Linked DNA regions of Mus musculus: regions 2, 3 and 4 are each linked to region 1. Evidence: chromatin loops called from intact Hi-C (ENCODE). Cell type or tissue: left cerebral cortex. All regions are shown on one strand.

Evidence for each region. A loop is a pair of places that touch in the nucleus more often than their neighbours do. Peaks named below come from ENCODE experiments on the same cell type or tissue, not always from the same donor. Only the 100,000 strongest peaks of a DNase experiment are listed, where the experiment ranks them.
Region 2: it touches region 1 in a loop (3-fold over the local background); 9 of 42 quality-filtered maps call a loop at or near these places.
Region 3: it touches region 1 in a loop (3-fold over the local background); 4 of 42 quality-filtered maps call a loop at or near these places.
Region 4: a loop joins it to region 1, with 5 times the contacts of the local background. A loop is called at or near these places in 25 of 42 quality-filtered maps.

Annotation. Positions count from the first base shown.
Region 1 is chr1:157,276,929-157,284,928 of GRCm38, forward strand. The region is part of intron 3 of Rasal2 (RAS protein activator like 2); the gene reads right to left. Among named protein-coding and RNA genes, the nearest start is that of Gm51654, 28 kb to the left of the region's middle. In left cerebral cortex, a CTCF peak has its summit at 4,066 (motif pointing left); a DNase peak (open chromatin) is centred at 4,087.
Region 2 is chr1:157,141,491-157,149,490 of GRCm38, forward strand. It overlaps Rasal2 (RAS protein activator like 2), which reads right to left. Exons shown (of 18, transcript NM_177644.5): 16 at 6,140-6,342; 17 at 4,700-4,787. Among named protein-coding and RNA genes, the nearest start is that of Gm30694, 25 kb to the left of the region's middle. In left cerebral cortex, a CTCF peak has its summit at 6,256; DNase peaks (open chromatin) are centred at 3,256 and 3,821; H3K27ac peaks cover 324 bases.
Region 3 is chr1:157,162,816-157,170,815 of GRCm38, forward strand. Rasal2 (RAS protein activator like 2) reads right to left here. Exons shown (of 18, transcript NM_177644.5): 10 at 1,792-1,936; 11 at 888-1,124. Among named protein-coding and RNA genes, the nearest start is that of Gm30694, 46 kb to the left of the region's middle. In left cerebral cortex, no CTCF peak of the experiment used is centred here; DNase peaks (open chromatin) are centred at 4,591, 6,258, 6,718 and 7,317; H3K27ac peaks cover 3,749 bases.
Region 4 is chr1:157,074,982-157,082,981 of GRCm38, forward strand. Gm30568 (a long non-coding RNA gene) reads right to left here and starts at 6,650. Exons shown (of 3, transcript XR_373631.2): 1 at 6,581-6,650. In left cerebral cortex, CTCF peaks have their summits at 1,476 (motif pointing left), 2,283 (motif pointing left), 4,533 (motif pointing left), 7,224 (motif pointing right) and 1 weaker place; DNase peaks (open chromatin) are centred at 190, 1,472, 2,261, 4,621 and 1 more place; H3K4me3 peaks cover 198 bases.

The DNA.
Region 1 (8,000 bases):
CAAGTCTTCTATGAATCATAAATGCTGTGCCTGTGACTTAACCTATCTTTCTGATTGTTCACATTTCTAATACTGAATTCAAACATTAAAAGCTATCCGTGGTTTATAGACGTATAGCAAGCTTTGCTCACGTGAGAAGATCTGAGGATGCCTTTTTCCTACCCTGGTGAGTAATAATTTTATTATGTTTCTTGTACTGTGGAGTAATCAAAATTTGGAAAAATTGTTTATGTCATTTTATCAGTTTTACAGGTAATAGCCATGAACCTAGTAAGTAATATTAGACTGCCAAAGCAAGTGCTTTACGTCTAAGTCTCCACTGAAAGATTGACTTGGTGCTGCTATGAGGATATGCATGAGCTTGCATGAGTTTATGCATGCCATATGTCTACCCTCTGAAAAGGTAATCTGGCATTAATGGGCTATCATATTTGTTTCCTTTTATCTTCCCAGAAAACATATTTGATGATTTCATGTATAAAATTAGCAGATCACTATTGTTCTAATTTGCTTTTATTTGTGTATATGTGACATTCTTTTCTATGAGCAGCTTATAAACTTATGTTAATAATATATGTATATAGTTTAGAGCTCATTAGTTCTGTACAGGTTGCTAAAACAGTAATCTACAGCCCTATGTCTAAACAAATTAAAATTGTTTTTGAACTATATTTTAGTGTGTATGTGAGTGTGTGTGCATGTTCGGAGGACAACTTGTGGGAGTCAGTCAGTTCTTTCCTTTTTCCATGTGGGTCCCAGGAATCCACTTGGGAATCTGGCTTGAGAGCAGGCAGCTTTACCTGATGAGCAATCTCAGCCACCCTCTAACCAAATTTTCTTCATGGAGGAAACTACTTTTATCCTTCTTAACTATGTTTTCATAGTTAGCCTCATACATTAGATATATGACTACATGTTTTATACACACACACTCACACGCATTGTATATGCGTAGGTTGAGAGTGGGTATGGAGGGACAGGGAGATGGGTCGAACTGGAGCACACAATGTGAAACTCACAAAGATCAATAAAAAAATTTAAAAATTAATGACAGGATACTTAAGATGGCCATGAACATAGTAATCATCCTATCTCAATTTCTTCAGTGTTAGAACTACAGGAATTAACGCCATGTATAGCAAAATATTTATCTTTATCATCATCATCGTCATCATCATCATTGACTTTTTTTAAAAGGCATGTCACGTAGTCTTGACATCCTGAGGATGACAGGAATGTGTTCCACACCCAGTTTTATACCATCCTAGAGACTGAACTAGTGTTTTGTGCATGCTAGGCAAGCAATCTACCAACTGAATTGCAATCCTAAGTTTAAACATTTTACTTTTGGTTGACATATTTGTATGTATTCATGAGGTACACAATTATGTTTAATTAAGATACACACAAAGTAATGATTACATCAAAATAATCAGAATATCTATTGCCCTAATGTTTTATCATTTCTTTATGGTGAAAATATTTAAAATCCTCTTTTGACTATGTAAAGATAGACAATGTGTTCCAAGTAACTTTGCTTATCCTGCTGTGCTACAGAACCTAGTAACTTATTCTTCTCCTCTAACTGTCCTCACAGCCCTTCCAACCTTCAACCCCACACCTAAGATAACTATTATTATACTCATAACTTCTATGTACTTAGCTTATTAAGATTCTAATTTTAAGTTAAATTGTGCAGTGGTGTTTATTTGAAGTATTTACCTAATGCCATATAGGGACATCACCCTTGTTGAGTCAATTGAAAAGATATGGCTGAAAACTATTCAGGTTTTATTTCTAATTTTCTAATACATATAATCTCAATTACAGTAGAATAAAAAAAAAAGACTTGATTTCAATAAAGTTCCAAGTAGATTTGTGTTTATGTAGGCTAGACAGGTAAGAGAGTACTTGGCCAATGTGTACTAAGCCATAGAGATGAGCAAATTCAGATGTACTTTTACACAGTATTGTGACTACAGATAAAAATAGTTCACTCTAGATTTCAGAAAGCTAGAAATGTTTTTAAAGTTTACATCATTAAAAATAGACAAATGTTTGAAGACACAGGTATGTTTAGCCTGCTTCTAAACACCATGCAATAAACATGTATATTAAAATCCAATCCCATTAATATGTCCTGTGTTTACATTTATGTATCAAATAAAAGTACACAAAAGGGAAGTGTTTTGCATAGCATTCAGTTCTTGTTACATGCATATGTAAATATATCTTTTATTCAGCTGATGTAAATGCTGTCTCCCAGGTTTACTGCCTCCATCTGCTAACCTAGGCCTAGGACTAGTCCTGGAAGCTTCCAGACTCCATACAATCTTATCTAAGCCTAGAATGTTTTCAGTCTCTGAGACTTACTGCTGAATAAGCTCTCCCTTTCTAGCTCTTTCTGAACTCTGGCTGGCTGATCAACTCAACTGTTCTGGCTCAAACTCCTCTCCAAACTGATAGATCCAACCTGGTTTCTCACCCAGCCTCTAACTTTTCGCTCTGCTTGGCCTCTAACTCTGACAATCTCTTCTAATCCTCTGGCTCCGGCTCATTCTCTGGCTCAGTCTGGCTTTGCCTGTGTCTAGCTTGTTCCCTCTTTAACCTGTCTCTGTAAAACCCTCCTGGCAAAGCTGCCTCCTTCCTGTCTCCCTCTGCTGCTTCCTTTTATGTTGCCTCTTTCCTCTCCATTCTCCTGAGAGGGGCAGATCCTATTCTGTCAAATCTTTCTCTGATTCATCACTTTGTTTGCCACTCAACTAGACATCACTTTCAAACATGGGTGCTTCCTTCCACAAACTAACTTTACCTTTACTGTTTGGAACTAAGGGTATATACTAAAGGTATGTCTTTTTCCAAAGCTAAGGACTAAAGCTGTGTGCTAAGGGTTGAGCCACACCACAACTAGAAACATTTCTTTTCAGTAAGTAACATTATCTAGGAGTTCACAGTGTGATCAAATATCTGGCAATATGCATATGATAGACTATCTTTCTGAGAGTAGAGAAAATTATTTTTAAATTTCTAGTTGACTATTTGTTTTGACTCTTGTTTTTCTGTTCTTTGCTTATTTTACTGTCTTTCATGTTACTTCATGTTTGCTAATTTTAGGGAAAGTTAGCAGCATTATGTCTCTCCTCTTATGCTATTAAACTACCAGGAGAGTATCAGTCCAAACATTTGCTTCACGGGTAGTAACAGTGAGGGGAGGAGGAAGGAAAAGTCTTATCCTTCAATGTTCAAATATTTGTTTATTTTGTAACTTCCTTTTAATTTTCCTGGTATCTCAAAAATCCAAATACTCTGGGAATTTGTTTCCCCCCCCCTCCCTGAAAATATGGCTAGATGTATAAGTAGGAAAAGCACTAAAATGAAAGAGAACATGACCCATCAATTAATCATCATATGATACCATCTACTTTCCCGTTGTAAGATTTTGCAGAAAAAGTAAGAATGACGGGTGGTTTATTTGTTACCACGTCAAGATCTGGCTCTTTTAAATGCCTTTTTACCATAATCTAACTACTACTAGCTTTTAGTGTGTTGGCATGGGCATGTACACAGGTGTGCACTCACATGCATGAATGTTTGCCTTTCTTTTTTTCCATTTGCTCGAAGGACTAGGTCTTCAAAGTAAAATCCTTTAGAATATATCTTAACTTGGCTTGTGGAAGGAGTATAATTAGAAGCTTAAGTTCACTGTGTTATTTCTATTCCTAGAAATCAGGATGAAGCTAAAAGCTGTTCCTGATTGTTTATCACTCATTCGCTCTTCATAGCTGGTCTTCCGATCACAACAGTGTTTTATTAATATTAACATGTCCTAATGTGTACTGATATTATCAATTAGTATACACTAACATTAGAATACATTAACAGTGCTTTAGGGCTGGTTAAGAGAAGCAGTAGCTAGGGGTCATTTTAGTGGACTCTACTACTTTGTACTTAGGTGCCAATCCTGTATTTTGAATGTGCAAACTGGGAACCACAACCCAGTTTATAAAAAGGACCTGAATAAAATTTTCCTGTATTTGAGACATTTTACTGCCATCTGCTGGAAAACTATAAAATAACTGCAAACTGTATAACATTTAATGAAAGGTGCCCTTAGTCACCTTCACAGAAAGGAACAATCTACTGTGCCAAGATAGAGAGGATAAGAGAGAAAATTAGAAAGGCTTCTTGTCACCTGGACACCTGATAGGACAGTTGGTGAAAGTAGCTCTGCTATTAGGCTGGCTTGCAGAATGTCAGTGTTCCATCACAACTGACAAGCTTTAGGGAGTAAGTGCACATAAGAGGAATGCTGGGTTGCTTATGATCTATGTATGATAAATATCAGAAAGTACTATATGGCAGTAGCAAAAAATGGGAAGCTTATAAAACCATCCTTTGCTAAGCTTTTACCTTCCTCTATTTCCAGAATTTTGCATGATAGAAATATTTCGTTTAAAAGGATGGCTTTCATAGGTTACAGTTACACTAACTAAAAATGAACATTTATTACATTTCAGCTCTTATGTTCCTGTACCTAATCAACTCCTATTACTGTTTGTAGACAAGGAATACTGTCATCTGAAGAAACCGGATCCGCTGTGAAAACTCTGAACAGTTTGAACATAGTCTTTTAAAATTAAAAATATTATATTTAGTGTATATATGTTTTGCCTGCATGTGTGACTATATATCATGTGAATGGTACACATGGAAGCCAGAAGAGGTGCCATATCCCTTGTAACTGGAGTTGTGATCTGCTTTATGGGTGCTGGAGATCAAATGTAGGTCTTCTGTAAGAACAGTCAGTGCTCTTAACTATAAGCCATCTCTCTGACCTCAAGTATAATCTTTTGATTAATAAACTAAAACCTGAAAATTGTTAAGGGGAAGAGTAGTTTTACTAGATTCTCTAAATCTTGAAATGAACATTTCAGAAAACATTACATTTTCACCAGAAAAGAATTTGATGGTGCTGGAGCAATGGCTCAGAGGTAAAGAGCACTGGCTGGCTGCTCTTCTAGAGGTCCTGAGTTCAATTCCCAGCACCCATATGGCAACTCATAACTGTCTAATAACTGCAGTTCCATGAAACCTGATACCATCTCCTGGTGTGCAAATGTACATGCAGATAACACACCCATATGCATAAGTAAATAAGTATTTAAAAAGTATTGGATGGAATAAAATCAATGTTGGAATCTGCTGAACATGAGATTAATAGTGAGGGAAGTAAATACTCAAGTTGCTCTCATTCTTGTCCAGGTGACTGTAATAGCATCCTGACTTGTCTCTGCATCCCCATTCCTGCACCTTTGCTATTAAGGCATTGTGAAGAGTAAGAATCAATGCCTCAAGCCACCCCAAACCTCAAGGTCTGGCTGACCATGTGCCTGGCACCACCCTAGTCCTCTCCTGTTTTCCCTCTAGTCTCCTGGGATTGTCTGCTGTTCACTCAGCTGCTCTCCTAATTAGATTCCCTACTCCTAAGTTTCTGTAAGTGTGACTTGCATATTAATGTCAGTCAGGTGATTACAAACACCAAACAGGTCTTTCTCAGGAAGCTAAAATGGTTTGTCCACACACTTAGGCTTCCCCAGTCCTGCTCCCAGCTTTGTTTTCTGCTTTGTTCTTGTCAAAATCAGGCAATATGACATCACTTTTTACTTGGGGTCATTGTCTATGACTCCTTAGTAGAAAGCAGCTCACAAAATTAGGGTTTATATACATATTTTTCCCAATTCTAACCCCTAGAGCCTACAATGGATTCTAAAACTTAAATATTTAGTAATATTACTTAAATAATCGTCTAAAACAAACAAACACACACACCCAAAATTCCAAACAGGCAACAGAATTTTTAAGGACACACTTTTCCTCCTCCATCTCATTTATGCTGTTAATTATGCTGTTAATTACATTTGGCAGTTGATTCGGGGATTCTCAGTAGAATGCCTTTATTAGAAAAACTGAGTGGAAATTTACCATTCAGAGATATTGGAGAAAATAAATTTTTAAAAATTATACCCACCTAATAGACCTTTTCTTCTAACTCTGGAGATTAATTAAATTGTAACAAAAGATATGCAAGAAACAACTTGAAATAGCATCTTTTCAGAATTAATGTAAATCCTGATATGTGCACTTTCTGGTGGCTCATCAAATTGAGAACCAGTACAATGGACCAGCCCATGAACTGCTTTAAGTTCTAAGAAAGATAAGATGGCATAATCATTAATACTACACTAATACTGTCACCATGACTGATTAACAGACATACCTGCCCTTTATCTTTCCTCGTCTTTATTCCTCATTAATCTTCATTACTCATTTAGTCACTCAATATTTATGGAGTATCTATCAACCTGCCATCCCTTTGACAGGTAATACCTAAAGTGAATTGTCTCCTCTTGCTGTTCAATTTTATCTCTGAATATACTATCTTCTCAAGCCATTTCAGTATGGCTTCTACTACTATATACCATTAAAACTGTTGTTTTAGACTAAATTCACTAAGAACCTTAATGTTGCTAAATCCTATGACGATTTTGTTTTTAGTCCTTATTGTAGCTTCCCCTGGGTAGCATGTGACAAAGGTGATGGCAGTTCTTCACTCTCTTGCCCTATTATTTAGTCCATCTATCTGACAACATGATCTTTGCCCCCCACCCCCACCCCACCCCTTATTTGGTAAGTTAACACTCATACAGGTCAAATGAATAATGTTGAGATTAACAAATTATCTCAAAGTAGACATGAGCTGTATGACCACTGCCTGGGTCAACAAAAAGGACACTGAAAGCACCCCAGGAGCTTGTCATACCGTTCCCTAATTCCTACCTCTTCCCTAAGACTAACCACTACTCTGACATCTAACACTACATATTAGTTTTACAACTTGAAGCTTCATCTAAATGGATGGGACATCAGGCATCATTGGGTGTATTGTTTAGTGAATTCTTCAGTAAACACTATACCAATCCACTCATTCATGTTCCAGAGGAAACCTGAACATGTATTAGGTCAACCCTTTCCTGTCTTAGGTCCTTAGAAACACACTGTCCTGGACCACACTTTCACTTTAAGTTTTGATACATAGAATTTCTAACCTCTATCAACTGAATCAGTTATTTCCCTAAAGATTACTGTTTTTTATTTTCTGCTAAAGACATTGCCCTCAATCCAAAATCAGCACAAATCCTTTCTACCAGCCTATCATGTTACTTCTCTCTTTTAGACCTATCGTACATTTGGAACTGGTTCTGTCAATGATTTAGAAAGAAGTGAAGACACACATGCCCTTACCCTTCATGAATATTATCTGACTGACCCGACACCAATGGCTGAAAAGAGTGACCCCTTGCTATTCCTCTAGGTCCTCTTTGTTATAACGTACATCTTACATAAAAGCACAATGATTCAGAATTCTTAATCCTATTCAATTAGATTTAAACAAATCTTGATGTTAAGAGGTTAAGTATTCTTGTTTTGTTTTCTTGTACCCTGGCTTTCTTTTGTTTTGCTATTGTTTATTTGTTTGTTTGTTTGTTTTGAAACAGTGTTTCTTATGAAGTCCTAGCTGGCCTGAAGCTTGCTTTGAAGACTAGGCTGCCCTCGAACTCACATAGATCCATCTGCCTCTGCCTACAGGGTGTTGACATTAAAAGTATGTACCACCATTCCCAGATATCCCAGCTATTCTCCATCTATGTCATTTCTAGGTGAAACTGAGAATCCATATGATAACTTGGAAAAGGAATATAGGAATATCATTCTTTAATTCTGACCCTGAGAATTGAAATAATACTGTTTTCTACTTTACAAAAGTGGTGTTCTCTGTGTGTGTGTCTACCTCTCTCTCTCTTCCCAGTCTGAATTAAATCCAGTCTTTCATGCTACACAAGCTCCCAAGCATTCAGTACAACTCTCTCCTAGACTTCTATTTATTTAAATCCGTTTTAATTTTCTGTGTAGAAGTTTTGCACATCACATTAGATTTCTTT
Region 2 (8,000 bases), 140 kb before region 1:
CTCCTAGACCCATTCCAGCTCAGTGACTCCAGGAAAGCTGCCCAGTAATGGCACACTTTCATTTTACTCTTGGATTTTAAAATAAAATAAAACAAAAGCAATGCTTTTGGAACTACGGGTTGTTGAATTTTCACATATCCACCAGAGAGAGGGGATGGATGGACATTCCCCCCCCCCCCTCAAATGTTTTACAGTAGGATAAAACATTATCAGTCTCACAAAAGTTAGGAGACTTTCATCTTTATACCCTGGGACTTTCCCAACAAACATGAATTACTTATTTTTCAGAAAATAAAGACAGAGAAAGACAATCTCGTCCTATCCTCACGATTTGAAAAGGAAATAGCCCATGAGGACCAACCTTAACACAAATGAAGCTTTCTTTTCTCTGAGTTTATCCAGGAAGACATGGACAAAGTTTAGTCATGCTGGGGACCTAGTACTGCTCTGCTGGGACACGAGCTGCCAAGAGCAAGCCTAGTGACGGTCAGGGGACCGGGGTGGGCGGGTGCTGGTGAGGGAGTCTGGGTAAAGCCATAGGTGACTACAGCATCAAGCAATGCTTGCCCCTCTCTCTCTCTCTCTCTCTCTCTCTCTCTCCCCCTCCCCTCTTTGTTGCAAGCAGGAAGTTGTCTTTATGGCAGAAGGGGTTGGTGGCTTCAGTTTAAATGTATGAAAAAACAAAAGCAACCCAACTACTGCTATTATTATTCCTTTAAATAATTCCCATTCTCTGGTGCAAGACTCAGGTGGTAAGATACAGAATCAGTATTATTAACTATCCACTTACTATATATATATATATTTAAAACAAAACAAAACAAAACACATGACTTGTGGCTAGGAGGTGGTGGACACACACACCTGTATCTCAGTACTCAGGAAGCAGAGGCAGGTGGATCTCTGTGAGTTTGAGGCCAGCCTGGTTTACAGACTGAGTTCCAGGCCAGCCAGGGCTACATAAAAAATCCCTGTCTTAAAAAAACAAGCCGGGCGTGGTGGCACACGCCTTTAATCCCAGCACTCGGGAGGCAGAGGCAGGCGGATTTCTGAGTTCGAGGCCAGCCTGGTCTACAAAATGAGTTCCAGGACAGCCAGGACTACACAGAGAAACCCTGTCTCAAAAAAACACCAAAAAAAAAAAATAAAATAAAATAAAAAAAACAAAAAAACCCAGAAACCCAAAAAGAAAAAAAAAAAAAGAAAAAAGAAAAAAGAAAGATGACTTGTTTTAAGAACAGGAGTAACTCAAAGACAGATTTATTATCCTTTTAAAAAATAGTAATTACTTAAAAATTATAGTTAGTGGAATTTACTGGGAGAACAAATACAGGTCTTTTCAAAGACAATAAGTAAGGATAGGCTAAAAACTAAGAGGTAGATTCCAAATATAATTCCCCTCTTCACACTATGTAATTACCCCTAAATGGAATAAACGGTACTTACATTTTTAAATAAATATTTGTTTCATTTTTGTCAGTATCAAATTTCTTATGTATTATATAAATAAAAAGTTTTTACCATAACTGGCATTTTTTTAGAATAGGCAAGGAAAGTTAGTTCAGTAACAAATGATAAGGCCCCAATACTAAGAAAAACACTGGTCCTGGGGTTCATAAAAAAATCAAGCAGTCACAAAAACAAAACAAGACAATCTCCCAGCTCTTTTAAAAATCAAGTTTAGTCATAAAAGGTAAAAAAAGAGCCTGAGAAGGATTGCGATTATATATTACCTGCAAATAACTGATAGCAAACAACCTCCCCTACTAGATATCTCAAAGTTTCTAAGCAGAGAAACTCCCTTTGTTTTCCCCACTGCCAGCTTTCAAAATGAAACAGAAATTAATGGAATAAAAAATACCCCCACTAAACTAAAAACAATCTCAAACAGGAAACCAAGGCTCAGCTGGCCCAAGTTGCTATGCCATTTGATTCTGCCTGGGTTAGAATGCAAAGCAATCTAACATTCCTGACAGGAAGGACTTAACACGGGAGTGCCCGGAGCTGGAATGTGTAGGAGGCCAGTGCACTGGCCAGGGCTGGGGACTGCTCAGCTAGAGAACGACAGGGTTTACTTGCCTGTTTGAATAATCTCATTTCCATTTATGACCTGTAATTTAACACAGTGGAGATATCACTTGCAATAGTAACTAGGCAGCTGCTTTGTTTCTCATAGGAAGAAGCCCCTCTCTGTTCTCCATCCTGTCACAGGGGTGAAAGGTGCCACACTTCGTATAGTCTTTGGTGCTATCACTGTGACCCCAGTGAGCTGTGAGGTTCAGGACGGGTGATTCTGCCACTCATCCGTTTGCAGTCCTGCTAGAAAGGGACTACTGATGTGGGCCTGTGCTTTGCAGCATGAACTGACTCATGGAGAGGGAGAAGCTGAACTCCCTGTCAAGGAGCAGGGGCTGCCACGAGAGATGAAAACCACTCCTGGGTACCTGAGTGCTAGTGTTCTGAAAAATGATATAATTAATCCTAGTGCAAAGAAAGTAACTATTTCCATTTTAGAAATGATTTTTTACTATTATTGACAGTAAGACACAGGGCTGATATATCAAAGTATAGATTGCCTCCTAGGTAGACTATTATTCCCAAACATGTCATCATTGAAGAAATGAAGCCAAGAGGACTACTCTGCTTCAACACTCACTTAAGAGATAAGATTTGTTCTTGCAGAAAATAATCTGATAATAAGCCATTCATTACAATGAATAAGTATGTACAGTCTTGCTATTCTACGATTCTATGTACCAGTAAGCCAGCAGCTTGGATTGAGAATGCTCCCTTTTAAGACACTATTATATTTTGAGCTGCCTTGGTATTTATAGTTTGTGCAGCAGTTTTCAAATGTGGTTCAGTCTGAGTATTCTTGATGGATCTATATTAGCTTTCATAGAGGGATTTATACTATAATAAAGCCTATGCTTTAGTGGGAAGCACATCACATTTAATCAAACCCAGAATGTTCTGACCCATTAGTTGAGAGTGGTCTTCATGGTTGTGTAGTCAGTGAGTGTATTGGTTTATGGAAGGTACCTTGGTTCAATGGAAATAGTCCAGAGAACCAAGCCATTGGAAAAGCAAACTGCCAGACCATAAGTCTGACTGCCTGAGCTCTGAGGATACCATTGTTTCCACCTCTGAGAGCTTCTGACTTCTGGTCAATCAAATTCCCTTCCTGGATTCCATCTTTATTGACCACTTTCTGCTTTATATTTAACATCAAAACTGGAGACAGGTGGAGGTGAAACTCCCTGGAAACTAGTGCTGGAGCTGTCCTGCCAGCCAGCATACAGAGTCATACTGTGTTGCTGGCAAGTTCCCTCTGCTTAAGACTGCACTAAAATTGGCTGAAATCTGCTGTGTTCCAGCACTAAGATCTCGCTGTGTGATTACTAATAAGGCTCACATTGCTTCACATTGTTATACCGCGAATCCAAAGGGGAAACTTTTCAGCACTAGTTTTCTTGAGGAAATTACTATCTTTATCTATGCTATTTCTCTTAAGATTAAGGAGTGATATATTTTTTTTTAAATCTGATAATATGGCAATATGGCCTTGTTTCTACTATTCTTCCTAGCTTACCTTGGGAATACCTTGAAAGAATAAAAGTAAGAAGGGCATGTAAGGTAATCATAGCATATATTTCTCTGGCTCAAAAGAGGTCAAACATCCAGAATTTGACTCTAAAACAGTTTGGGAGCTATGTATGTAAGAAAGCATCACATCTCACAACGAGCTTCTAAGCCCAGTGTGCTTCAAGGCTTCAAGACAGATGACGCCTGGGAAGCGCCCTCCCACAGCTGTGCTCCTAGTTTGAAAAATAAACCCACTTTACACTGAGCTCATAAGAAAATTTGCTTGTTGAAGGGCATGTGTAAGAATACTGGGGGCTTGGCTAGTTTTCCCCGGAGATGTGGTTAGATAAATCACTATCAAAACTGTAATTGCCTTTTGTAACTTATTTCCATATAAGAAATAAATCATACTCTACAGTGATAAAGCAACAAGGAATTGGAAATATTCCATATATACTAGATTTTGCTCTGATCAATGGTGTGTTTCCTTGTGAAGGGTATCATTCTACTAGGTGTAAGCTGTCATCAATAGAAACCTAGGTTCTAATTTTATCAATATTTTTAAAAATAGTTTTATCCAGAGGCTTTCTGAGCATAGCACCAACAAAGAAGGGCAGCCAAGCACATTCCAAGCGGCAATGCCAACCCTTGAACCAAAAGGATAACAAGGAAAGCTGTCTCCTACAACCTTATCTTTCCTCTACAATTCCTTTGCTGTGACTAGGCGTGGATGGCAGTGGATGTGACTGACAAGACCGTGCAGAACACAGCCAAGCAATGGTTAGTGTAGGTCACAACCCAGATATATGCAGTGCACTTTTCTACAGTTTCCTTCTTAGAGAATGCCCTCCTTTCCTCAAGGAGAGAAGCCAACTTCATCATGTACCTTGCTAAGACTTGTCAAACAACTACATTAAATACACAGTACTTTACACACTAATATTAATGCTATATCAATATGGAGGTCATATGGAAACTCATCCAATATTCAAAGGATAATGCCAAGAAACTTCCAGTATCTTGTTTTCTACTGATTTGCCATTTGCAAGGATGGGAAGTCAGAGAGTAAAAGCTATTAAAACAAGTGTTTTCACTAAGTTCAGGGCCTGCTTACCTGTGCATCAATTATTTTCTGCTTTGCATCAATAACTGCTTGCATCTCAGCATGATCTTTCTTTAATTCTTCTTCCACAGCCATTAGCCTAGAATGTGGTAGGAAGAAGGTATTGATATTTTCAAAGACAGGGCTAGGCAACACAGAGAATGAGAAACTTAAAACATCTGTTTCCCAACAGAAGACCTCTTTTATTGTAATAACCTTTTCTTTCTTCTCCTCTCCTATCTGCCCTTAAAAGAAGACGTCTTAATTGAGTCTTTTATCTGTGATTGAGTCTATAACATTACATTTTCTTAAGAGGAATATTCTAGTAATCATCTTCCTATTAGATTACTCTTTTTGCAAGCATCTTAAAAGAGCAAATGAACAAAACCAACAAAACAAAAAAAAGGCTATCTACTTTTTACATTATTTATTATTGAGAGAGTATCTCATGTAGTTCAGGCTAGCCTTAAGCTTGCTATGAAATTGATGCTGGCTTTAAACTCCAGGTACTCCTCTCTACCTCCTGAATGCTGGAGTTAGTATGTGCAAGCACCAGCATGCCTGCTGCAAACCATCTACTCTTCCTCTTGAGTTATACTGTAGTTACCATCCTGTCTCCCTTCTCCCTTGACAGTAATGTTTCCTACAGGGCATTCCATGAGATCTCGTTTCCTCCTCACATCTCAATCCATTTATGCACAATTCTTCAGTTCTAGTCCCATCACTCTTAGTACCAGGTCACTTCCAGGCTACTCGGACAGCAACCCTTTTTATGTTCTCTTTCTTTGCCCACAGTATGTAGAATGATCAAAGCTAGTGGTTATGATCTGAAGCCTGATGCCTGGCTCCAATCCTAGGTCTCCACTGACTATGCTACCTTGGGCATGCAAGTATTGACAATTTTTCTATCTGTAAAGAAGTGATAATAATATCTGGTTCAGAGAGCAGATAAGATAAAACAAAGTACTATTTACAAAGTGATTAAAAAAGTACTTGGCCATAGTGAGTGATCTGCAAATACAGTTAGACATTTTTCTTCTTTCCTTTTTTGGCATCTATGGCACTTTTTGGTCTGGCCCTAAAGACATCCAGTGAGACTGCTTTGTTTTTGGATTTGTCTTGGGAAAACCAAGTTAAATCTTAGTATTGTAGATTTTGAAAACCCAATCTTTATCTAAAACTTCAAAGTAAATTCCTAGTTTCCCCCTCTTTTTTCCTCTAATATTGTTATGGTTAAAGAAAAAAAGGTCCTACTTTATCTTCATAAAAGTATACCAGATTTCATCTGGGCCGATGCCTGAGAGACACAGTCATTAATTACATTTGTACTGAGTACTGTACTACAAAATATATTTATAAACATGGATGAAAACTTTTTCCCAAGTATTTGGACCATTTTCCCATTTCTTTGTACCTAACTAGAGCTAATCAGAGAGCAGGTGGTCTTCTAACCTGCTGATGATGCTTTTCATCTGGCTGTCCTTCTCCTCCTGCTGTCTGCGCAGCCGCTCCTCACTATCCTCCAGCCGGGCCTTGTACTCCAGCAGCAGCTTCTGCATCTGCTGCTCCTGCACCAGCAGCCGGCGCTCATACTCCTCCAACCGCCGGCTGGACACTCGTAGGCGCTCCTTCAGCTTGGTAATTTCTTGTTCATACTGGCAAAGGGGGAAATGAAAGAACGTGAGGAATCATATCAGCTTTGGAAGTTACTAGCCAGAGAACCCCAGGTGACATGGTAGATGCTGCCTGATCTGCCATGCCCTAGCTCTACTACCCAGGTTATTTAAAAGTGTCAGCTGGCATAAATGTTAAGGAAGCACTGTCATGTCTAAAGTCACATTTTAAATCTTAATTTGTCATTATGAACTCTACAGAGTTATGTACTTCACACTAACACACCAGCTGCGGCAAGCCATGGCCAATCTGCAATGGTATCTAATGGAAAGGACAAAGAAAAAGAAAAAGAAAAAGATTAAAAGGTTAGAAGCCTGACAAATGACTTAAGCTAAAAGCTAGCTGTCCACAAGAGAAAGACTTATGTTACCACTTGTACTGCAGGATTTTTGACACTGGGGTTCATGAGACTGTCTTTATTCCTCTAGAACTTACCCTTCAGACAACTGAGGGCAAAGCAACATTTCTGTTGCCATTAAATCGGTTAATACAATTTCATGACAGAATAGGCCCTTCCTGCTTCCCTCTTAATTATAAGAGTGTGAAATATTCAGGTCATAAGCACTGACAGGGTCTGCCTCTTCTCAAGGAGGAACTAATCTTGTCTCTTGTCCTAGTTCCGTGATGTGGCTTCATCAGCCTGACCTGGTACCACCTGCTGGAATCCATACACGTTTTCACTAGCCTTCTACAAATTCTGTAATTCAGCTGGTTACTTGGCCCTTCATGTACTAGCTCCTGTGGATGGGTGGTTAGTGTGATTGAAAGTCAAACTGTGAGCTGGAGAGATGGCTCAGTGGTTAAGAGGATTGACTGTTCTTCCAAAGGTCCCGAGTTCAATTCCCAGCAACTACATGGTGGCTCACAACCATCTGTAATGGGATCCGATGTCCTCTTCTAGTGTGTCTGAAGACAGCTACAGTGTATTTATAAAAATAAATAAATCTTTAAAAAAAAAAAAAAGATCGCTTGATGCTTAAAAAAGTAAAACTGTTCAGGCCAGGTGGGAATCATGAGATTCTTCATGGATGAGCTACTCATCTTAGTCATTAGTAAACCCATGATACATATGTATGGGGTTTTATAAAATACAACTTATAATACCGTCTTAATTATTGGTGAAAAGACAACTAGCTACTGCTTATCCACTTCTCTGCTATTAATTTTTCTGGCTAATGTAGAAAGCCGAGGCCGAAAGCCTTATAGGACAGTTCTGACAGATTGGGCAGCACTGTTAGGCATAGTTAATGATTTTCTAACAAAAAAAGGTTAATTTCTGATGGTCAATTAAATGTTAAGGTTATTGCTTAATTTTTTCCAGGTCTATTTTTCTTTAAAACAGTACCCCTAGCTCCAGGGGTAGAGGATAGAAGACTGAATTTGAGGCCAGTATGGGGGTATGTATAAGATCCTGTCTCAGAAAACCAACCAACCAACCAACCAGTCAACCCACCCACCCACCCATATACCCTCCAAAATACTATATGAAATCCCCCAAACAAGAGATATCATTTTATTATCTGTACAGCTAATTTGTCTTTATTCACAAAATTTAAAAACTCCAATAAAACTAAAATATAAATTGATTGTTCCCAAGATATAGATTGTCTAGTCCTAACATAATTGTGAACTTGACGAC
Region 3 (8,000 bases), 110 kb before region 1:
CATACTGTTGGTAGAAGCTTGTGTGTCTGAACACAATACATACATACTACATACATACACACACACACACACACACACACACACACACACACATACATATATATCTGTAATCAAGTTTATAATGTGTGAACTCATTCCTGGTTCTTTTTTTGGTCTATTCCTTTTCTTCCCTCCCCCACCCCACCCTCTCCTTCCTTCCTATTTTTAGAGACAGTCTCATGGCCTTAGACTAACAGAGACACACTTGTTTCTACCTCCTGAGTAGAGGGATTGAAGGTATGAGCCACTGTTATTGGTTTTCTAAGCCTATAGAAAAGTTGAAAGAATAATAAACACCCATATACTTTTCATCTATATCAACCAACTGTTAACTTTTGGGGAGGGGGTAGGTTTGTTTTCAATCTCTATAGATATGTATACATTTTTTTTATTATATAGAACCATTTTAAACTAAATTATAGATACTACCTCTAACTTATGATATTAATTAAATTTCAAGTGTTGACTCTTTTGACAACACTTGTACATATGATATAAGCATATTACTAGTCTATTTCCAATACTCTCACACCTGTGTTATTTTTTCATATTGCTAAAATGATAGTATATGTATCATTTGACATTCTATCTTTTAATTAGTATTTTAATCTAGTTATATCAGCATTTTCACATTATTAGATATTTTTATATAAATTACTTTAAATGTTATAAATACTTCAATAAATGTTTGTACGAGAGCTTAATATTTGTTTCCCTTTTAAAAATTTTATTGACAATGCAATAAAAATCTAGTAAGCGTAGGTCTGCAGCTCCCTAGCCTCATGCAAATGCTCATGCATTATTTTAGACCAGATGTTTTAAAGGGTTAGGCTAGTAGTTTCCCTTACTTGGCAAAGTTGGCCAGGTTCTGAATGACCTTGGCAATAAGAGTTAGTGTCCGAGATGTGCGGTCATCAGGATATTCCTGCATCAGGTTGAAAAGACTGGGAGACATAATGGCTGGGCAAAGAAAACGGAGAAACAATGAGGCACTGATGAGCCGCTCACTGATGTCTTGCTTGCCTCGGTTCAGGCACTGCTGCTTCCATGATGCAAACACTTCTTTCAACTCACGCGGGAAGACACTACAGAAAAGGGAAAACATACACAAAAAAACCCCAAACCTCTAAATATAAAAGTGTCATGACCCATGAAAGATAAGTGACCCCACTTTAACCCAGGACTCCACTGACCTAGAGCTGAGCTAGGAGGACCCATTAGACACCTAGGGATGGGGATCAGCCTGGGTCATGGCTGACAAGATGTGGGAAATTCACAGAAGGCCAGATGGCGATTTGAAACTGAAAAGTTACAAAACTCTGGATTAGTACAAATTTAGTTTAGCTAAGTGGAAAAATGGCGTAAGGGTCCTGACTATATCTGGTTTAACACAGCTCACCATAACATCCTTAAAGGCTGATATGGAAAATCTTCCCAAAGTCACCACTTGCTTGTAGAAAAAAGATCAATATTTATGAATACATCTGTTCCATACTAGCTAAGAATTTAAAAAATCAAAGCTGCCCCAAACCAAATAAAATAACCCTGCCCCACATTTCCAAACTCTACTTTTAGGTATTAGGAAGGAGACTGCTGACAGATGGAAAGCCTGATTCAGAAGTCCTGCTTAGAGTGAAGGGTGACATTTAAACAGCACTAAGGAAGGGGAATCATGCAATTTCCTTCAAGTCCTTTCCTTGTGTGGACTTTCATTTAGAAAAAGCAGGTTCTATGGCAAGGTTACAAGCTCACCAGTATGAGTTGATGATCTTGCAGAAAGCCAACTCACAGCACATTTTCAGGTTGCTCTGATGGTCCATCAGTTCACTAGATGAACACTTGCTGGGATCCACTTCACAGTTCTCATCTGATTCATACAAGGCTTTGATGAACTCCCCTGATCAAAGAGAAAAGGTGACAAGTACTATAGCAATGCTCTACCTTCCTAAATAGAATACGAAATGACTGAGCACTTGAGTTTTCTTTCCTCGGACCTGGCATGGAGAGACCATGAAGCAACACTGCTTTAGAACCTAACAGCTAACTCCACCCATGTACTGTGTTTATTCTCTTTGTCCTGGAAGCAGAATACAACCAATCACCAGCATCATCATTAGTTATAAAAATAGCGACAATTTGATTTAAAAATCTAGCATCTCTTATTGGAAACTCAGAACATATTTAATTGTCATGAGCTTGTGACAGATCTCCCCCTTAGTGGTATAAGTAATATCATCATTCCAGATAAAAAACTCAGGTGAAGCTTGGTTAAACAGGTAACCCAACTATGTATGTTTCTTCAGTATCTTCTAATAGTCGATGTTTTACTCTTTTTTTTTTTCTTTTTTGTTGTTTGTTTGCTTGTTTTTGCAAGACAGGGTTTCTCTGTGTACCCTGGCTGTCCTGGAACTTTGTAGATCAGGCTGGCCTTGAACTCAGAAATCCGCCTGCCTCTGCCTCCCAAATGCAGGGATTAAAGTTGTGCGCCACCACTGCCTGGCACTGTTTTATACTCTTTTGTGCATATTTATTCACATGCATATCTCACTGGTAGGACAAATGTTTAAATATTAGGAAGCAAGTTTTAATTATGTTCAAGACCACCCCCTTGAACAATTCTCAAAAAGGAGTGTAAGAACTTAGTGTTTTAGAAGAGATGGAAGTTCTGTTTTCTTACAGGTCTCTCTCTCTTCATTAAAGAGAGTCGGCCTTTTAAAGATCCTTGGTGAGGCTCAAGAAGGTCACTTCTTGAGTTCAAAAGGGTTCCTGAGCTGAGGTTCAGCTTCATCATAACAGGGGTTTGGAGGACAACAATAATCTCTACAAAATAAAGTAGCAAAAGTAAAATGAAATGTTTTCTGTCAACATGATTATTACTGAGGTAAAGAAAAACTAAAAGCCACCATGGAGGACGGAAAGTGCTTTAGAAGACACACTCTTAGAAAACAGGAAACTAAGTGGCGCGCAGATACCCCCCCCCCCCCACGCACACGCACACCAATGAGGCAGGGGGAAATGAATATGAACATACACTATAGTATCAAGAGAGATTTAAGGTCAAGCCCTGCATCCCTCACTTAACTGACTAAGGGGCCTTGAAAGGTCACTTAACTAGTCCGCACCTTGGCTGTTTTATTAGCATTAGACATGCCTTGTAGACTTGTGATAAGGAACACCACCCCCAATGTAGAGTTTTGGCACTTTTTTGGGCTCCCTATAGAAAGCACTATTAGGTACCAAATATGCTACTTTAAGATAGTTTTTAATAATGCAAAAATCGCTAAACTGGTAATGTTTAGAAAATGTTAACATTTCCTAGAAGATTATATCCATTCCATGTTTCCACACAATCTGTTTCATTTAAAGGTACATAAATGTAAACTTAAAAGTATTAGCTTCAAATATTTGGTAACAATTGGTCAAACTGGAAACCTAATATTCTGTTAAGGGTGTTCATTTGTGTCACAAGTAGGGAAATATGAATAATATAAATACTATTTTTCTTTCATTCTTCAAGTAAATAGCCCAATAAATTACTCAGGGTCCAGGCACAAACTGTTTGTAGTACCAGCACTATAGGGCCTCAAAAGATGTGATGCCTTAAAAAATTATTAAAATTCAGAAAATTGTTCTCCTTTTTGCAATTACAACTTATATCCAATAACATGTAGTACACTCAAACAAAGATGGATCTTTTTAAAAATAGGTTTGCATCTAAAAAGGTCCTTCTTTGAAAATTGAGTTTGCTGCTTTGCATCTGAAACGAATAAAAGGTACAAGGTGGCAATTACTGAGTTTAAATATTTAGCTAGTATGTATCCAGACTGTTTTATCAGATTTTCTTCTTTGAATTGTAAAAAAAAAAAAAAAAAAAAAAAATTTATTCATCTGTAATTGCATGAATATAAGCACATGGAGGGCACAGAGTGTCAGATTCCTGGGACCTGGAGTTATGGTGTTTGTGGATTCCTTGCTATTATGTGGCTGCTGTTATACAACTGCAGTCCTCATGGTTATGCAGCAAGCAAGCTCACTTAAATGCTTAGCCATCTCTCCAACCCCTTCTTTGAAAACACTTTTTAAATTAAAAAAAATTAGTTTTATTTTATGTGTATATATCTGTATGTGTACTGCCCAAGTGCCTGGTGTCAGTGGAGATCAGAAGGTGACATCAAATTCACTGCTATTGGATTTGTGAATGGTTGTGAGCCCCCATGTGGGCGCTGGGGACCCATTGTGGGCTCTCTGCAAGAACAATAAGCACTCAACCCCTGAGCCATCACTCCAACCCACCCCTTTCCCCTTTTTGGGAAAGATCTCATGTACAGCAGGCTGACTACAAACTTGTTAAGCAGTCATGCCTTTACCTTGAAACTGATAGAAATACAAACATGTACCACCATGCTCAGCTCTATTATGTGTTTTCTATGCAAATCACCACATTGTTACTATCATCAACATTTCATGTGTAGCTGTGAGTCAACAGGGGTTGGCTTATTACTGCTGAAAGGCATTTGCCTCTAACACCAGCATGGAAATTACACCTTCTGAGAGATTTATGTTTCGAAGATGACATTTCTTCTGTGTCACAAGACACTAAAACGTTGACTTAAATCAGTCAGGTAAAGGGAGCGAACAGATGGAAGACTTAAGTCTAAATAAAGCTGAGTTTTTCTCAGTAGAGAGTATGCTTTAAGATCAAGACAGCCTACAAAGCTAAATGATACTATACATTATGACAGGGAACTTTCTTTGAGGATGGATAGATATTAAACTACCAATGAACAACAATCCCCAGGCCTGATTGGCAGTTTCTAAAATCAAAAAGTTCAAAGAGTTTAGAAATAGCACCTCTTTTTTGCTTAAAGTGTATGACATACAACAAAACTTCATTAAGAAGATGACAATCCAATCTCAGTACGGAGGCTCTCATGAGTTGTTTTCATGTTCTTGGAAGCTGCAACCATTTTCTTTAACCTAGCCCATGTTGTTAGGTTACAGAATATTAGAAGAGCTCTTTGGACCGTTGGCTGAATTGTTCCCCATGCTCAATGAAATAATTTTCATGCCTTGGTAAGCTCATTAGATATTTAATTATTTATTATTGTATCAAAGGACTTGGTATTCATTTATCACTTTGGACATTTAATTCAGAAATCCCTTTAAGCAAAATAGATCTTATAATATCAATATTCTCACCTTCACATTCACAGGATAGAGAATACTGTTAGAGATGCTTCACTGTTACCTTTTATTGGATAACATAAATCATTAAAGCAAACCCTGACACATAATTGACAGTTATAGCAAGCACCCATGTAAGTGAGATTAATAGCATCTTTTCTAATATAGCGAAAAACCAACTGTTTTTCCTCATAATCCCGATTAGCTCTGAAAACAACAATTGAGTAGATTTCAAGATAACAGAAGTGAAAAAGCAAACCTCTTGCTCAGATTAGGAATTGTCCTACAGCAGGTGTGCTGCATGGAAACACAGCCCGACCTCCTGACCTGACAGTCAGCCATTACTTTTTACCACTTATGATTCCTTCCTTTTAAAAAATTTTTCATTTTTCAAGACAGGGTTTCTCTGTGTAGTCCTGGCTGTCCTGGAACTGGCTCTGTAGACTTGTTTGGCCTCAAACTTATACAGATCCACCTGCCTCTGCCTCCCAAGTGCTGGGACTAAAGGCATGTGCTACCACTGTCTGGCTTCCTTCCGCTTGATTCAAGGATCTGAAGCACCACAAGTAATATTTAACTTGAGAAACAATTTAACAACTACTTTATCTTACCATTTGAATTTTTTGTCAGAGGTGGTCTTGGGCTAGCAGAATGGCTCCATGGGCAAAGGTACTTGCTACAATGCCTGATGGGTTTTAGCTGGATCCCTGGCACCCACAAGGTGGAAGGAGAGAATCAACTACAAGTTGGATTTGTTCTTTCTCTGTCTCTGCTTCTTTCTCACACACATACACACAAATATAAATAAATAATAATATAAGAATAGAAAAGGTAGTCTTGGGGACTAAATCTAGGGCGACATGAATACTAAAAAATGTGCTACCACTGAGCTGTATCTTCAGCTTCTCCGAATCTCCTTGCTCCCAACATCTATTTATGATTTTTAAGGACTCTTTTATTTTTACTGGCCTCAGAAATGGAAGCTCTCAGCGAGGACAGCCCACATCTCTTGGCAATCTGCTCCGGGAGTTTTTCTTTGGCTTCTTTCATTTTCTGGGCCCAAGGTTTAGCACATTCTGCACCACCCTCCTCCTCATTCATCTTAGTGTGCTGTTTCTTCAGAGCACTTGTGTTGCAGGACACGTGGAGCGACAAGATGCTGACTCTTGGGGGCTTTAGAACGGGGTCCTTACCTTCTCTGTGTAAGGGCTTCCTGACAGAATGCTGCTGGACATCATCTTCTTTAGAAACTGGAAAGTTTGCAGAGTCTGCTAGTTCCCCTATGCAAATATCCCTCTTTCCTTTTTTTTTTTTTTTAAACAATAACCACGCTAAGAACGCTCAGCTTGGTATCCATATGCATCTGTGAACAGACATGCTCTTCCAGAATGCCTCTTAACTCACCAGCCGACGCACTCTGGCGTGCATGGGAATATGCTGCTTTGTTAGGGAAACCTTGTTCCTACCACTGACTTGGATCGCACAGCCCTTCTACTCTTCACCCAGAGCATCAGCTGGAACATCCGCATCCATATGCTTCTCACAGTGCACTTCAATGAGTTTCTGACATATTCAACTTCATCCTGATATAGCTGACCGTGTAGGAGGCACCCAGAAAATCTCTTCCTATCTTTTCTATCAGCTCCCAGGGCTATGTTTTCCTGGTTTTCTCTTTTTGAATTTTCTCTCTGACCATTTTTCTTGATTCCTCTTTGTCCTTTTATACTCTCAGCAGATGTGAATCATGAGGTGTGTTTTGGGCTCTTTCCTTTTGGTTTGATAATTTCTTAGCTTTATTTAACATTTCTAGATGAGTTAGTCCACGGGTCCTCACACCCTGAGTGTAGATGTATGTTCTCACTTGCTTTCCCACTGAATCACACCCAAAACTCCTACATATAAGGTAAACATTTAATTCCCTCCTTTTCAAGCTTCCTACTTCCATGATTTCTGTTATGAATCTAATCAAGGGGCTGGAGAGATGGATAAGCTGTAAGCGTATGCACTGCCCTTGCGGAGGACTTGAGTTTGGTTCACAACATTTACATCTTGCAGGCCATAACTGCATATCAAGCTCTCGCTCTCTTGTTCTTGCCACCCCCGTGTGTGTGTGTGTGTGTGTGTGTGTGTGTGCCTGTGCACATGCCCACAAGTGCTATGCCACATGTATGAAAGTCAGATCAACTTGTGGGAGTTGATTCACTGTTTCTATGATATAGGTCCTGGGAACTAAATTTGGGTGCGCAGCATTGGTGACAAGAGCCTTTACTCACTGAAATATCTCAATGTTTTATTTTCATGCCCCTTTGCCTGAAAAGTTTACTGCATCCTCGAGTTTTTCCTTCACTTCTATGCTTTTTATTTCATGTCTCATTCTTTCTTCTTTTATGCTAATTCCTAATTGTCCTTACAAATTCTCTGCAAAAACACAGGATTTCTCTTTTGGTTAAACAAACAACCTTATCTCATTTCCTTATGTTATAAACTCCCTATGAACAAAATATGCCTATAATCATTCAGCATACCTCTATTTCTACCCATTGTTGATGGTTACATGTAACTGATAAGCACTAGAAATATAACTAGTATGAATTAAAATGTGGGATGAATGTAAAATATACACATTTCAGAGTATGGAAAATAAATACATCATTAACAATCCCCATATTCCTTCCAGTCAGCACCAGCTCCAGGCCATCTTGGGTGCAAACTCGGCGGAAGGTCCCATGGTCCCCAGAGGAGTCTCCACCCCACCAGGTGCCCTAGCATGCCCAGGA
Region 4 (8,000 bases), 200 kb before region 1:
TCAGAGGAGACTTAGCGCAAGGCTGCCCTGTATTTGCGGGGAAGGTGAAGAGACCGGTTTGCATTTCTCACTTCTCCCTCAAAGCGTGAAAACAACAGGCCAGGCTGGCCTGGTTGCTGCATTCTGTCTCCAGATTGTTAATGCCTTGCAAAGATTCCCTCCTGTACAGTGCATCCCGTCCCCAGGGTGGGGGAGGACAGCCACCCGGAGGGAGGTGCTGGTGACTCATTTCCCCAGAGATCACTCCTTGTGCTAGCAGGGCCATGATACCACATTGCTTTCATCATGCAAAAAATAAAACCCCCAGACTGGAAGTCTTGGCTCATCAGCCAACCTTCTATTCTATAAGGAAGAGCACGCTGCGAGAGAAAAGTACCCAGACAAGTGACTGTAAACTTTTACCCATAGATAAAGATATTGAGGCATTTTCTAATTAAAAAAAAAAAAAATCGCAGGCTGGAGGGATGGCTCAGTGGTTAAGAGCAGTGGCTACTTTCTCAGAGGTCCTGAGTTCAATTCCCAGCAACCACATGGTGGCTCACAGCCATCTATATTGGGATCCAAAGCCCTCATCTGGTTGTCTAAAGACAGTGACAGTGTACTCACATACATTAAATAAATCAATCTTTATTAGTCAAGGCCTGAGGCTGTAGCTGACTGTAGCTTATCCAGCATGTAGAAGACCCTAGCTTCCATCACCGCTACCCAACGGGGTTGGGGTGGAGGAATCTATTCTGATTCCTCAAAAGGTATGCTGAATAAAGAAATAGTGATTGACAGCCCTGAGGTCTGGGATTTCTGAGGCTCAGAGAACTGGAGGAGACACCTCTGGCTCAGAGCAAAACTGCGCTTAAGAAAAAGAATTGAAGTCCCAGGACACAGGTTCTGAGAATGGGAGGGAGCGGGGATTTCCTTACAGCAGGATTTGTCTGGTGTTGGAGGTCTCAACACTAATAAGGATACTGTTTTCTGACGGGCTCACTCACTTGACCAGAGAGGCCAAGCAGGGGAGGAGGGGGAAGAGGGCGAGGAGGAGGAGGAGGAAGGGGAGGAGGGGGAGGAGGGGGAGGAGGGGAAACTGCCAGGGCTCAGGAAGGGGACAAAAAGGCTATAAATGGATCCAGAAGCGTCAGAACCCAGAGATGGTGCTCTGGAAGTAAGCGGTATACAGCCAAGAGATCAAAGCAAAAGTTGACCCTAAGGTCTAGCTTTGACTACAGATCCACTGTGTCATCTCACCCCATCACCCTCCTGAACCCACTTCTGGTCCATCTGAGGCCTGGGAAAACTAATGGTCTCCGTGACTGTTCTGTGAGACTCAAATCCAAGGGGGGGGGGGGGGGCGGAGACAGCTCTTCACTTGCCTACGACCCCAAACGCCTGTCTAGTGCTCGATTTAACTCACTGGCCCAGCCTAGCTAAAATCAATTCTGTAATCCCAGGACAGAGCGCAGGGGCCTGCGCCACCTCGTGGGCGATATCGGAACTGCATGCATGCCTTGATCCTGGCATTCTCCCAGGGCATACTTCAGGACACAACACATTAGAATAGTGGCCCAGAGCCGGGCGTGGTGGCGCACGCCTTTAATCCCAGCACTCAGGAGGCAGAGGCAGGTGGATTTCTGAGTTCGAGGCCAGCCTGGTCTACAGAGTGAGTTCCAGGATCAGCCAGGACTATACAGAGAAATCCTGTCTAGAAAAACCAAAAAAAAAGTGGCCCAGAACACACAGCACTATCATTCCTCTGGTTCTTATGCTAGGAATAAACCAATGTTATTCCTGAAACGCCTTCCCCTTGCCTCCAGGGAAAAGAAACGGCAGTGGCGGTAATGCCAATAGTACAGCTAGTGACACTTATGTCAATGGACTTCAAATTCTCACTACTTCCCATGTCCTAGGCCAGTTCACTGGCAGCCCAGGGTAGAGTTGGACGTCTTCAGGACTATTACTATTACTACATGGAAGCTTGCGGCTCTGGGTTAAACATTACACACAGGCAGCGATTAGTCTCCAAGCCGTCCTTGCCCTTTACTCTAGTCCTGGATGCCCATTGAGTGGAAGCGACTCATCCACACCTGCCTCCTGCAAGGGTGGCCATGCCAAGGGCTCCTGGCTTTTCTTTTTCAGCCTTCAAGAAGAGAAGGGTTATTCTACGTTGCTAACTTTGCCTACCTACGGGAACAGTGAAAAGAAGGGAATCCTCTCCTAGGCGGAGGATGCTGCCAGCTGGCACCGGAACTCAGGCAGCCACAAGTGCATCTCTGCAACACCCCAGTGTGCTGCAGCGCCACCTGGCGGCCAGAGTGGCACTCAGCGAGGAGAGCCGGCCTAGATCGCCACTCCACCTGGTATCCAGTTCTGCAGTGGGTGGGAGCCTCGGGAAGACTCATTCTGCTGTTTCAGAGGTTTGGGCCCTCAGAGGTGGGGCTGCGTCCTGAGGCCGTGGTAAAGCAGCATGGCATCTCATGGCAAAAGCTGGGGACCTTGGGTCTCCTTAAGAGTACACCCCAGTGATCCAAGCTCTTCCCCCAACCTCTGACCTCTCACGTGCTCATGCATACACGTGCAAACAAATGAACACATACAACGCGTGCGCGTGCGCGCGCGCGCACACATACACACACACACACACACACACACACGCGCGCGCGCGCGCGCGCGAAAGTCGTAGAGTCAGGTGAGGTTCGAATCGGAAGAATGGAAATTGCTGGTGAATTTGGGTGTGTAAATAAGGGAAGAAGAATCAAAGGACGGGTGGGATAGATTGTCCTGAGTGTTTTGAGTAGAACAAGCTGACACCCACTGTTAGCCGAATAAAATTCAAAACCCTTTGCACAGTTTTTAAGTCTTTAAATTTCAAAGCATTTCTATGAGCTAAGTATTATTGTCCCCATTCTACAGGTGAGGAAACTGAGGCACAGAAAGTTTGTATGAAGTCACACAGCTATCAACTGGAGAGATTACAAGAGAGTACTGCTACGTCAGGCTCCCTCTTTTGAAAAAATGCCAAACTACAATTATTTAATTATTTGTTTTATTGACTTATTTATTCATTTAGGTGTGCGGTGGCATGGCTGTATAGGTCAGAGGATAACTTTTCAGAGGTGGTACTCTTCTCCTACCATGGAGGTCCTGGGAGTTCAAACTCAAGCTTTTAGCTTTGGCAGCAAGCACCTTGACCCACTGAACCATCTCACCCACCCGGTTCTCTCTCTTGGTAAAAGAGGGGAGTTATTATCTGAGACAGAACTGTCAGGGAGGATGGGAAATGAATGGGTTTCACTGCCAGGAAAGAGGAGTGACACCTTCCAGTCTGAGTGTGTTCAGAGATGCCTTGTAAATATCCTTGTGGAGAGCGACCCTTTAGTGGGGATGTAGAGGGGATGCCAGGCCTAGAACAATGGCATGGAGGCAAATCTTAGGCATCCTGTCAGTTCTCCGGGAGTTGGGATGAGGTAATGCTTAGGAAATGTTCTCCTCAGAGGACCCCAGGAAGACACTACTCTTGTTCCACAAATGTCTCATGGGTATACAGACTTAAGAGCATTCACACGCCCCTGCCCCACCCCACTCTGGAGACTGCATCAGTCAGGAAGGAAGCCTCCATCACCAGCCACATAATACACTTCTCAACCTTTGATGCAGGACCTCCACAAGTCAAGAACTGAGTCTCCCTGGAGGGTTAAGAATCAAGACATTTGCCGTACGCGTGCAGAGCACAGCCTCTCGGCCGGCTACCCCGCAAGTGTTATTTTTGCAGTTTTATGGTTGTTTTTGCCCCGTGAGGGTCAGAAAGATGAACTCAGAGCCTTGAACCTCTTTTCTCACCTGTGAGGTGTTGCCTCTCTCCGGATATTCTCCAGGTGTGAAGACAAGACTTGCACATCCCGGTTTCCGCTACCCACATGGCTTCTCTAGCACATGGGGACCCTTTCCCTGGGGCTGCGTGGCTTCCGGCTGTCTTTCTGTTTGGGAGAGAACTGAACTGGATCCCCTGGAAGAGCAGTGTTCACTCTTAACTGCTGAGCCATCTCTCTAGCCACTGTGTTTGAAAGAACCCTTGCAAGGGAGTCCTGAAGGTCAGTCCCTTCTCCCTTTCCTCGCACAGTTGCAGACGTCCTATCCTGTACAATCCAAGTGGGGATATGCACCATAAAGGTCATGGGGAAGACCCGTTTTCAGCACTAGCAACAAGCCCCTGGCAGCATTCTGTGTCCCATCTTAATTATTGCACTTCTGTAACTTAGTCTTGCCCACCTCTCCTGCTGCCAGTCTGTCCTAGGGCCTACGTCTCCCTCACTGAGGTCGCCAGATTTCCCCTGATGATGTCCTGGGAGAGTCTGTATTAGAATGTCCCATTCCTGCTAAGACAGCCTCCTAACCTCAGATCTCATAGCATGGGCTGAACCGGACTCCCCACACAGCCAAACTCATGCTGCTATGTCAGAATAGTGTTGGGCTTCTCCTCTGTTCCTGCAGGAAGGACTCTTGCCCCTTCTCAGTGGCTCCCCGTGAATCACGGCGCCCTCTGCAGGAGGAAGGCTTGAACCACTGTGCCCTCTGCAGGAGGAAGGCTTCTTTCTCACACAGCCTTGGAGCCTCTTTGCAGTGGGTTGCACAAAGGACATGTCTAATTACAGAGATCAGAGCAACAGCCATCATGTACCATAGACAACCCTGTGCTTTCTTTGGCCCTGAATGCAGCTTTGCAAGTCTAGATTCATGCTCCTGGCATTACTGGAATTCCTTTCAACTTCACTACTATCGATCGGCAAAGACTGATTCACAAAGAAGACAGTCTCAGACCCGGAGGCCACAGAGAAGGCTCTGAGCTGCTTCTGGGTGGGGCCTGGAATGCTTGCTGGTGGAAGGGACTGGTTGGGCCAGAATAGAGACACCCAGCATTTCATAAGTTAGGGCGCTAAGGGCCTCTCTACTGCTCTGGGACATAGCATCTTTTCAAGAAGGGAGATAAACAGGAGCTCTCGAGCGTGAAGCAGACAAAGGTGAGGTTTGTCTCTCTGATTACTGCGCTCAGCCACTCACGGGTCAATCTGAGCCTGGGTCAGTGCCGAGTCACAAGCACAGACATCCCACGGGTGCACACACCTTACCATGTCACAGTTAAATATAGTGAGCCACGTTCACACTGCTTGATAAACGGCTGCTGCCCTGAGCTCCAGCCCCCCAACCAATGACAGTTATTATTTCCTGGGCCTTTCCCAGAGCCGCCATGTTTCTCCAATCCTGCAATTAATGATCGCACTTGGCACAGCCAGCCCTTTCAAGTTCTGGTGGGACAGAGTCCATGGGTAAATATTTAAAGCACCTCCTACCTTCAGAGCTCTCAGCAACCCATCCCTGAAGGACAGTCCAGCCCTACCACTCCTCACTGCGACTCTGTGTGTCCATCTTACCTTGTCCTGCCCTCCTCGTATCTGAAATAGTCCCAGTTCTGAGCCCACAGGTCTTAGCCTCCTTACTCTGCCTTTATATAAATCCAATTTGCTTATTCCAGATTTGTTCAACCCTTTTCCATTATAACACAACAGCATCACCAAGTTCATGCTCAGAAAACAGGCCAAAAAAGTCATTTTTTAAAATCACGCCCCCCCCCCCCACCCCAAGAAACCTCAAAGTTTTAGGTAAGTTTACAATTTTGTATCAGGCCTGGTTCCCAGCTGTAGGTGGGATGTGCTTGCAACCTTTCATTGATTAGTGGCTACATCATTGATTATGCAGCAGCAATGATGTCAGGCCACGCCTTGTGGGAAGCTCTTCAAAAAGGCAGATCCAAGGGGACCCCAGTGCTAGGGAGCCACCAGCACCACTGAGCAGATGGGTGGACAGTGGGCAAGCCTGTAGGGGTTGAGGCAGAGGTGGGGTCACACTGAGGCAGAGGGAGCACAGGGTGCAAGGCCTACTTAGGCACAAAGCTCACAGGTAGGGCTGAAAGTCAGTCTTAGTGGTGGCGCATGACAGGCTTCTGCTGGCCCCGTGAGGGGATGCTTTTGGGAGAGACCCAGTGCCAGAGCAAAATAACCGAGTGAACCAATTCCCCAGAACTTGCCACTGTTAACACAGTGCTTTTCAGCCTAGCCCCTGTGGCTGGCCATAGCTCCTGACAGTTATGCTTGAATCTCTGTCCCAACTCACTAGCTGAATGTCCTTCTGTGACACCGGTGCCAGACACTGATCCAGCGGGAGAGGATTTGTTGCACGGGGTTGGAATCTGGTCTGCTGGGTTAGTGCTGGGTGTCACTTGGGATTGGATCACGGCCCAGGGCTCAGCAGGAGGTCAGTCCTCATAGACCCACGACCTTCCTTCCCCTCCCACCCTTTATTCACACCAGCTGTTTAGCCCATACTTGATATGTACTCGATAAAAACCCACAACCAAAGGAGCCCTCATCTCGGCCCAGAAAAGCCAAAGTTTGGCCCCGCTGGGCTCTCGGCCACACCTGAGAGAGAAATGACTCAGACTGGACACAACTGTCTCCAAATGCCCTCAAGTGACTCATAGCAAACAGGGCAAAGGTGGCTGCCTAATGTCTCCCTGGCAGCTCCATTCTCCACTTACCCAGGAGAGGTTACAGCAGAGTGGACCACCGCTCATTTGCTCCTCTGTGTTTAAACCCCTCCTCCCTTCACTACACCGGAAGTCTTCCCTCTGGCGGTGGACTTGAGTCAGCTGAAGAGTATTTAGAACCTCTGCCGCCTCAGGCTGCCAGCAGAGAGCTTGATTCAATTGCTTTAGCACCAGCCTTCCTGTTCACAGTGTCCAGAATGCCCCGCTCCCCCCGCAGGCAAGGCTCAGACCACAGCTCTGACCCTGGAGTGTATACAGGGATGCTAAACAGGGGACTCCACGTTCTTGTTTGACCCAGACACCAATGCACCTGCAGCTGGTTCTCAGGCCTTCCATTGGTGGCCTAGAGCTATGCTCATTTCTGAAACCCAACCTTCCTTGGATTTTTTCCCCTTTAACTCTTCTTAGATTTTAGTAACATAAAAGTTTTAATTCTCTGAAGCGCCTATGAAAGCAAGCTATTACATTTCAGAAGCATGGATGTGGGAAAACAAGGAAAAATATTTATTGACCTTTTAAAAAGATTATTTTCGTCTTTTAAATTGTGTGTGTGTGTGTGTTTGTGGTTGGATGGGTTGTGGGGGAGGCATGTGTGTGCATGCAGTGCCCGCACAGGCCAGAAGAGGGCGTCGAATCCCCACTGGAACTGGAGTTACAGACAGTTGTGACCCACTAGCCGTGGGTGCTGGGTATTGAACTCAAGTCTTCTCTAAGAGAAGCACACGTTCTTAACCACTGAACCACACTGCACTTTATTTTTCCTACGCAGTTAAGGGATCCTTAAATTCATTTCTGTTTTGTATATATTTGCTTCTCTTAAGTCAATAGTTCATAATGTACCATCTATTGTTACGTTTTACACATCTGGTTTTTGTTTTGGCTTCATTTGCTTTGGACTTTTGAACATGCACGGAGGTAAACAGGATAGCATCTTGAAGAAGTGTGTACCTACGTGTCCCAGCCCCACAAGGCCAAGCCAGCACTCCCCACCCCCATCACCTCAGCCTCTCTTGCACTGTTTTGAGGTATACCTTGGGTTTCATATTTATGCTGTCTGTAAATGTGTTAGCAAATCACACAGGAAGAACATGGTTTGTAATCACAACTCCCCACGCACCAAAACAAATGAACATTTCCTAGTGTTCACGTTCCCTTACAGCACCATGCATGAAGACTTTTAGAGACTGAATCAGAGACTCTTGAGTTCAGTTTAGATGCTGACTAAACTAAACAAGTGGTGTCTGTTTTAGCGTGTATTAATCTATAGGTTATTCTTCTGGCCCGTGTTTTCTTTCCAGTCTACTCGTAGAAGCACTGGGGTGTGTCTCCTGCATGTTTTGCTGATGGTCTCACTGTAGTGTAGTTTACATGCTCGCTGTCCCCACTTTCTGTAAACTGACACACTTACACA